2 separate regions of the Mus musculus genome follow, and region 1 is linked to region 2. Evidence: chromatin loops called from intact Hi-C (ENCODE). Cell type or tissue: heart. All regions are shown on one strand. Links, peaks and the distances in the headings refer to the core of each region. The heading gives the core; the rest is flanking DNA.

Evidence for each region. A loop is a pair of places that touch in the nucleus more often than their neighbours do. Peaks named below come from ENCODE experiments on the same cell type or tissue, not always from the same donor. Only the 100,000 strongest peaks of a DNase experiment are listed, where the experiment ranks them.
Region 1: a loop joins it to region 2, with 12 times the contacts of the local background. A loop is called at or near these places in 2 of 42 quality-filtered maps.

The regions. Positions count from the first base shown.
Region 1 is chr16:17,856,460-17,860,845 of GRCm38, forward strand. It overlaps Dgcr2 (DiGeorge syndrome critical region gene 2), which reads right to left. Exons shown (of 10, transcript NM_010048.3): 3 at 2,945-3,067; 4 at 1,901-2,120; 5 at 799-875; 6 at 293-469. Among named protein-coding and RNA genes, the nearest start is that of Car15, 20 kb to the left of the region's middle. In heart, for the core only: a CTCF peak has its summit at 2,310 (motif pointing right); no DNase peak of the experiment used is centred there.
Region 2 is chr16:17,937,073-17,941,458 of GRCm38, forward strand. Gm41427 (a long non-coding RNA gene) reads left to right here. Exons shown (of 4, transcript XR_875938.1): 1 at 1-123; 2 at 405-936. Among named protein-coding and RNA genes, the nearest start is that of Gm41427, 3.2 kb to the left of the region's middle. In heart, for the core only: a CTCF peak has its summit at 1,982 (motif pointing left); no DNase peak of the experiment used is centred there; H3K27ac peaks cover 257 bases; H3K27me3 peaks cover 1,149 bases.

The DNA.
Region 1 (4,386 bases), core at 292-4,291, 81 kb before region 2:
GAAGAGAATTCACTCAAAGCAGGCAGCCAAGAGGAACTAAGTTACTAACCCAGCTCAACAGTTACTAAGGCCCTAGACAATGCAGAGGTGCCACAGGCTTTTCAAGTCCCCAGGTCATTGTTCTCACTCAATGTCTTGAAAACACTGAAGCCATAAAGCAAGAATTTCCCCTAGCAGGGGAAAGGGAACCAGGGGTCAAGAACTCCTCTATGGCTGCCTGGGCCACAGAGCTAGAGGTAAGGTGGGTGCTTCAAAGCACCATGAGGTTGGCGCCTACTGGAGGCTGACTCACTTCTTTTACACAGAAACGAAGACTTCTCAGAGCAGCTCTCGGCGTGCCAGCTGTGGAGGTCATGGTGCCTCAGGGTAGGAAAGTGGAAACACTGGAGCTGGGCGCAGAACACGTTGTCATTCTCAGACATGGCAGAGGCGAAGATGGGATCTGGGGGCAGGAACACTTCTGGGGAGCCTGTAAGGGAGACTAAAGGTGAGGCCAGACATGCCAAGACTTTAGCAGATTGTCACAAACAGTCCTCCAGGAGGTCCTAGTGTCAATAGGACACCAATCACAGGGCTGGAGGACTACCAAAAGTTAGAGGCTGCTGCAGCTCTAGAGAAGGCCCCGGAAACACAGGACCTGACCACAAGGCAGCATGCTGGCCCAGGGGGCCTTCTCTGTAACTCCTCCCCACTTCCATGTGCCTTGTCCCACTAGGTGAAAGGAGGCAGGGAGACTCCAACAGTATCTTCTGAATCAGGGCAGTTCCCTGTTTTAAACTTAACACCCACAATACTTACCTTTGAATGCCACTTCCCAGCGACCTTCTAAGGAATGGTTCCGGCCAGTAATGACATACTGATAACCAACCCAGAGCCTGCAGAAGACATAAGGAAAAGCCTTAGTACCTAGGTAAACAGCCACTGATGACCTCATGTGTACACATGTACGTAATTTAGAGGACTGAGGACGTTTGCCTTTTCCTGGTCCCAGGGGTTCAAGTTTGCAAAGCAAGTACTCTACTCCCGCACCACAACGAGTTCTCCCTTCGGGGGTACACTAGAATTGAGCTTTTAACTCTACTGGCTCAGCCCCATAAGGAGCTGGTTTGCCATACATGACATAACTGAAGTTTATCTTGAAATGGCCCTCTGGCCACTTGCCTCTTAGGTCACCATGATCCTGTTATTCTGACACCATGGTCAGAATGACAGCTATGCCACTGTCAGGAGGCAGCAGGTGCCTGGCAGTGAACACTCACCATTGTTTGGACCCAAAGGACTGTGCTTCCTTCTAGAGAAGGGGAGACACCTGGCTACCCTTTCAAGCTTCCACCCCTCCAGCATGGAGAGAGCACATGGTACAGCTTTCGGAAGGAGCACAGTGAGGACTCTGGAACATTCCTCTTCCCTAAACACGAGCCCCTCAAATACTGAGCCTTTAAGTTGGCTTCCACTTTTCTGTCTCCTCTAGATGAGCAGGGCCTAGAGCTCAGAAGGCAGGCTCTGGGCAGGTGGCCTGAGATATGCCTGCCAATGCCCTGAGCCTATCAGTGTGCTATCCACATGCACTTGGAAGCCTAAGGTTTCTGAAAGGGAAGCAGAGGTGAGAGTCCTCCCTTTCTCAGAAGGCACTCCCACCTGCCTGTGTGCCCTTCTTATGCCCAGAGCCCCACATGGAGCGGCCCCTTACGATGCAGGCTAGCATACTCTAGCCACAGCCACCAAGTGTGGCTGTATTCACAGGGAAATCAACAGGGCCCTGTCCTCCTCCTTTCATAAGTCCCCAACTTCCATCTTGATGCCAAACTCTACCTGTTCCTACTGATGGGGACTGCCTTCCTCAAGTGTGGTCTGCCAGTGAGTGCTCAGCAGTGAATAGACTCTGAACCCCAGGACTCACTTGCGCTGGTCTTTCCAGCCGAAGCTCCGCTCTGGCTGGTCCCATTCCTGGGCTAGGACGAAGCGCAGCTCCTGGTCAGTGGAGAAGGTAGCAAGTGAGCCATTCACACGCTGACAGGTCTGTGCAGCATCCCAGTAGTTCTCTCCACTGAGGTAGACCCGGTAGCAGCTGGCTGTGCCTTCATAGTGGTGCCACCCACTTGGGCATTTCCCTAGGAAGCATGAAGAACGGAAGGGGAGTTGTCCCCCAAATTAGGATCATGATTTCAGAAGTGCAATTACATGTGCTGTGTCAACAACAGTTACACTTCAGAATCACCTTGGAGAACTAGGGCTTGTGTTTTTTTATTTACATCTTATGAATGTGGGTGTTTTACCTACATGGATCTGTATACCATGTGTATGCCATGCCTGCAGAGGCCAGAAGAGGGTGCCAGACCCCTGGTCCTGGAGTTAGAAGTTACAGATGGTTGTGAGGTACCATGTGGATGCTTGTAATCAAACCCAAGGTTCCTGGAACAGCCATCTCACCAACCCAATCCTCATGTTTAGGTTTGAAGTATGTGTGACTGACTTATTAACAAAGACACAGGACCACATCAGAGGCATGTTGACACAATACTGTATGTGAGGATGGCAAGCTGGATAGCACTACGCACTCACTGTTCATGCCTTAGGTAAACACAGTTGAATGCACGGGGACTAGGAGCCTCCTGGAAGAGACAGTACGGCTCAGTATACACAGGACACACTTCTGAGGGTAGGGATGGGGCAGCGTTTAATGCAAGTTTCTCACATCTGCTTAGACCAACAACTACAGCTCCATGCAAGGGTAGAAGCTGTGAGGTGTGTTGGGAACCTGCAGGGTGGCTAACGTGGGCACCAAGTCTCCTTTACCACTTGGGAGCTGGATACCCTTGGCAGGCCAACGCGCAGCCTCATTCGTGTCCTCTTAGCATCTTCCAGAGCTGAGTGAGGCAGCAAACTCAAGGTGGGCTAACAAACACTTTAGTGGGCATTGCCTTAGGGCAGGTCTGCAACTTACTGCTGAAGCGTACAGGCTGAGCCACGTTCACTGTGTGGAAGTGTGTGGGGTCACCTCCTCTGGCTCGCCCCTGCCGCAGATCCACAGTTTCCTTCCCATAAGGACGGGCCTCTCCAGTCACTTCTGAAAGCAAAGGAAGTATGCCATGAGCTCATTAGCAGCAGCCAAGATACAACTTGGTGGTTTGCCGGCACTGAGCTCAGTGTTGGAAGGCCTGGGGGGAGTAACATCAGAAGTCACATCTGTTCTTGTTTCTGGTGAAGCATACCTTCTATTTTCTTGCCATTATGAATAGGTTTTGTCCTTTACAGGCACTCTTTACATAGCCCTGAGTCAGCCATTCCTGCTTCCCGATCCTCAGCGCTGCCTGAATCTCTCAGGGTACCCAGAGAAGCAACGCTTCCTAAGGTCCAGGCTTGCCTTCCCCAGCCTGGGAACCTCCTGTTAGTGTGCAGGGGAAACCTACCGCACGCAGTCTTCTACCACACACCTGTCTGTGCACTGGCCTGTAGATCCCGAAGCTGTTAACCTTCAGGCCAGTGCCTCAGGGTACAAAGCACCTAGCACAGGTCCTGGTGTGCAAAAGATCTCAAAGCATGGTTGAAAGTATAAATAGGAGAATGAAGATGGGAGGAACATTCTAGCTTTACACAGAATGATCTAAACAATTTTCAGGTCATTTCTTTCCACCCACAAAGAAGAGTGACTAAACGAAGTGAGGTGACACCAGAGTCAATATGACTTCCTAGGCCCACCCCATTCTCACTCCATCTATATGAGGACAAGATGAAGCCAAACAGTAGGACAGTAGGTATGCATGGCTGCCCTCAGACAGAAAGATCAAACCAGCCTCTGGCTGGCCTGAGACTGAAGAAGCGGCAAGGGATGACCTACGAGTGCTTCCCCGACTCTATCTCTAACAGGCTGCTTCTCTCTAGATACCCAATTCTGTTAATATCCTGGGCTCTACATTATTTTTCCTTAGTAGAATATAAGCCTCTCATTATGAAACAATATTTAATGTAAAATATTTAAAGTTTAAAAGTTAAAATGTATCAACCATTATTACATCGTCTCTCTTAAGTCTCCTGTTTTTTCTATGCAAATCCTTAAAAGCCCTGGGATGAGGTCAGTGGCAGTCCAGCATGGGCAGTGAGCATGGCACCGTGAGCTCCATCTTCACATAGAAAAAAAAAGAGGGAAAAGGGGGTAGGGATGTCTGCTTACTTTTCTACTGCGGTGATAAGACGCCATGACCAAGGCAACTTGTAAAAGAAAGCATTTAATCTGGGGCTTACAGTTTCAGATGGTTAAGAGTCCACTCATGATCATCATGGCAGGGAGCATGGCAGCAGGCAGGCAAGTAGGCATGGTGCTGGAGTAGTAGATAAGAGCTCAGATCTTGAAATACAAGCCAGAAACAAAGAGGAAAAAGCTAACCA
Region 2 (4,386 bases), core at 184-4,183:
GAGGGCCTCAGCAGACTGCTGCTGGGTTTCTGAGAAGCGTGAGCATGAACCTGGGTGAGCCACAAGTCCTCCTTCCTGGTGACTCCTTCCTATCATCTCTCCTCAGGCCTCTAACTCCACATGGTGAGCATACAGCTTGCTGTTTCCCAAGGAAGTGAGAACCCACAGAAGAGCCCTTCCACCATTCTGGACCTCTGGGCGTCTCCCTCACTGGCACTGTAGAACACTAATTTCTGGTCTTGCTCCATTATAGGTTCCCAGCAAGCTCATATCAACCCTCCAGTACAATAGGCTTAGGGAAATGCTGTTCTTTCCTGAGAAACAAGCACAACTTGTTTCGTGGATCTTACTTGCTGTAGCCTCATGTCACCCAGAGGCTGCCACTGCTCCAACTCTCTTTCCAGGGCCCTTCTTCAGGAGACATGTCCATGTGGCCACTCCAACCAGACGCTACTTCCAGAAGATAAGATGGTATTCAGGACACTATGGACTGCAAGCTTCTCTGGCCATTTTGCAATTCCATTTCTCCCTGCTCTAGGACATTGAGGTGACCCTCTTTGGGCAATGGCGGAGAGCACTGGTCTGTGCAACATGTGCTGCCCTGTATTTATCTCTCTGAAGTCTGATTCCCCAGCCTTCCATGCAGAGCTGTGTGGCACCTAGCAGAAGGCAGGCGTGTACACCTGGCTTCCCCTGAGGCTGTCTTCCCGCCGTTCCCACATCAGCTGTCACACCAAGGGGCTCAGCCGGCTCTGTTAGCTCTTCCACCAGGATGCGTCCTAAGGTGGGCAGCACCCTGCTTCTCTCCCCAGCCACAGTCTAGGAGCTGTGCTTGTCACTGTGGCCCTCATCTGGAGCGCAGCACGGGACTCTTCTGGAAACCCCACCCCAGTGCAGAAGAAAGTGCATCCCACTGCAGGGGCCCGAGTCCTGCAGGTCAGTAACTACTTCACACCCGCCTCTTCCCATCCCTCCTTCCCCATAGAGCCACCAAAGAGCTGGTACCAAAATCAACTAGTGACAGCAGAGATGTCCAGGGAACAGAGTAAGTCAGTGGCCTTATAATAGCCACAGTGGTGATTGTGGCAGTTAAACCACCTTATCTAGTCAGCTGAAGACCACAGTCAAGTGCAGCCTTGCGACTCTGACGTCCCCCTGCACTCAGGTCCCTGGGCACTCTTCTTATCTTGACCAGGATTCTCACTAGAGGAAGCACAAGAGAAGAAAGGCATTAGAGTCTTGGTCAGCTTCCTGCCCCCCCTTATACTAACAGCATGCCGGGTCCCTGATGAACTTTGTGGTTCCTGTAGTAAGGTGTGCCCACAGTCAGTCTGGCAGCTGACTCCACGTGGCTGACTCACCATGATCGCTGCAAACACACATGTCCAATCTTGGGTTCTACTGTGTCTCACAGGACCCAGGGTTTATAGTAGGGCTGCGTTGTAGCTACTGGCCACTCCTAGGAGCAGACATACTTGTTTCATTACCTAATCCGCTAAAGTCACCTGAACATTTTAATTCAGTGCAAAGCAGGTGGACACCAAGTATTCCTTGGGCCACCTGGGTTTGTTTGTTTGTTTGTTTTGTTTTCCTTTGTTTTCCTGTTTCCATTTTGAGACAGGGTTTCTCTGTGCAGCCCTGGGTGTTATCCTGGAACTCGCTCTGTAGACCAGGATGATCTTGATCTCACAGAGATCCCCCTGCCTCTCCAAGTGTTTCTTAAATGAAAGTATTGATGGAGACAGGAGCCACTGTATGGGCAGGGGTTTCACCAACACAGAGGAGGCTCTAACAGAAAGGAAATGCGTGGAGACAATCTCCTTCACAGAGTTTTCCTGACTAGGGGTACAACACCGAAGGTGCCTTCTGGTCACAGAGGAGAGACAGTACCGCAGAGCCCTATAGGCGATGTGTGTGAACAGGCTAGCTTTAGCTCGGTGGCCAGAAGCAGGGCTGGGCAGCTGGCAAGGCTGCCCCCAGGTGGTAGTACCGGTTTTGGCAGTTGCTGTGGCCTCCAGTCTGTGCTGTCTCAGAGGGAGGCCATAGCTTGTGTGTAGGCACAAAAGAAAGGTTTCTTGGAAGTTTCATTTGCGGGTGAGGGTATAGGAAGATGGGAAGGGAAATGACAGGAGAATAAAGAGTATTTGTTTCCAGTTGTTCAGGTGAGAGGCGGGGTGTTGGCAGTGCTAACAAGCTTGGCTCTGCCGCTTGAACTTAGGCGCCACTTAGTGAGAAGACAAATAGTGAGAGCAGAGAAAGGAGATTTTTTTTGTTCATGTGGCCAGGCTGGGAGTGGAGCCAGCTACAGCACAGACGGGAGGGTTAGGTGAAACAGCAGGCTAGGGATATACATAAGTATTCATCATTTGCTGACAGCCAGGTTCTATTTCCTTCTGGGGACTTTGAACCCAGGGCTTCATGCTTGTGTAGCCGTGTACTCTTACCCACTGAGCCACCTCCCTGGCTCCCCTTAATCTACTTTTCGACTGAGCCCCGCCCACTGTGTTGTCTGTATAGATATCGGTCTTCTCTGAGACACAAACCTGGCAAACACTTCCTCTCGCTCCACACGCTGCCCCCATGCAGTAATGTTTCCTGTGGAGTGTAAAATCTATGGGGCCTCATCTGTCCATCATTGGCTGTATTTTTGGAGGACCTAGTGTTCTGTTTAGAAAGCCCTTGCCCGTGCTGTGCCTGAATCTCAATATAGTTTGTTTCTGGAAACTATAGTTTCAGTCTTTTAGTCTCAAAGTCCTTCATCCATCCAAAGTTATTTTTACCAAGGGCAAAAGATAATCTAGATTCATTCTTTCTTCAACATGTAAATATCCAGTTTTTCTGGCACCATTGTTAAAGAAGCCAGCTTTCCTACAACATCTACTTTTTGGAATGTTTATTTTTTTTTTGTTTTAAAGATTTATTATTTATTATTTAAGTACACTGTAGCTGTCTTCAGACACGCCAGAAGAGGGCGTCAGATCCCATGTGATTGCTGGGATTTGAACTCAGGACCTTGGAAGAGCATCTCATCAGGACTGCTGAGCCATCTCTCCTGTTTGTTTGTTTGTTTTATTTTGTTTTTTTTTTTCAAAACTCAGGTGGCTGAAGCTTCATGGGTTCATATATTGATCTTCTATTTGGTTTCACCAATCAACATGTGTGTTTGTGTCAGTACCATGCTGACTTTGTTACCATATCTCTGTAATATAACTGGAAATCAGTGTGGTGTTACCTCCAGCATTATTTTTCCCCCTCATGATTGCTGTTTGAGCTTCCACTGAATTTTAAGATATATTATCTTGCATTTTACCGAGCATGGTGTCACACCAGTAAGTCCAATACAAAGGAGGCAGAAATCTCTGAATCTGAAGCCAGCCTGGTGTACATAGCAAATCCCAGGCCAGGTAGGGATAAAGCCTAAATGAGAAACAAACCAGTAGCTTCTTAGTGAACGAGGCTGTCCTAATCTGGTGCTGAGGTGAGGCTGAGGCTGAGGCTGAAGTGAGGCTGAGGCTGAGGTGAGGCTGAGGCTGAGGCTGAGGCTGAGGCTGAGGTGAGGCTGAGGTGAGGCTGAGGCTGAGGCTGAGGCTGAGGCTGAGGTGAGGCTGAGGTGAGGCTGAGGTGAGGCTGAGGCTGAGGCTGAGGCTGAGGCTGAGGTGAGGCTGAGGCTGAGGTGAGGCTGAGGTGAGGCTGAGGCTGAGGCTGAGGCTGAGGTGAGGCTGAGGCTGAGGTGAGGCTGAGGTGAGGCTGAGGCTGAGGTGAGGCTGAGGTGAGGCTGAGGCTGAGGTGAGGCTGAGGTGAGGCTGAGGTGAGGCTGAGGTGAGGCTGAGGTGAGGCTGAGGCTGAGGTGAGGCTGAGGCTGAGGTGAGGCTGAGGCTGAGGCTGAGGTGAGGCTGAGGTGAGGCTGAGGCTGAGGTGAGGCTGAGGTGAGGCTGAGGTGAGGCTGAGGTGAGGCTGAGGTGAGGCTGAGGTGAGGCTGAGGCTGGTGCTGAGGTGAGGCTGAGGCTGAGGTGAGGCTGAGGTGAGGCTGAGGTGAGGCTGAGGTGAGGCTGAGGTGAGGCTGAGGCTGAGGTGAGGCTGAGGCTGGTGCTGAGGTGAGGCTGAGGCTGAGGTGAGGCTGAGGTGAGGCTGAGGTGAGGCTGAGGCTGAGGCTGAGGTGAGGCTGAGGCTGAGGCTGAGGTGAGGCTGAGGTGAGGCTGAGGCTGAGGCTGAGGCTGAGGTGAGGCTGAGGTGAGGCTGAGGTGAGGCTGAGGTGAGGCTGAGGTGAGGCTGAGGTGAGGCTGAGGCTGAGGCTGAGGTGAGGCTGAGGTGAGGCTGAGGCTGAGGCTGAGGCTGAGGTGAGGCTGAGGTGAGGCTGAGGTGAGGCTGAGGTGAGGCTGAGGCTGA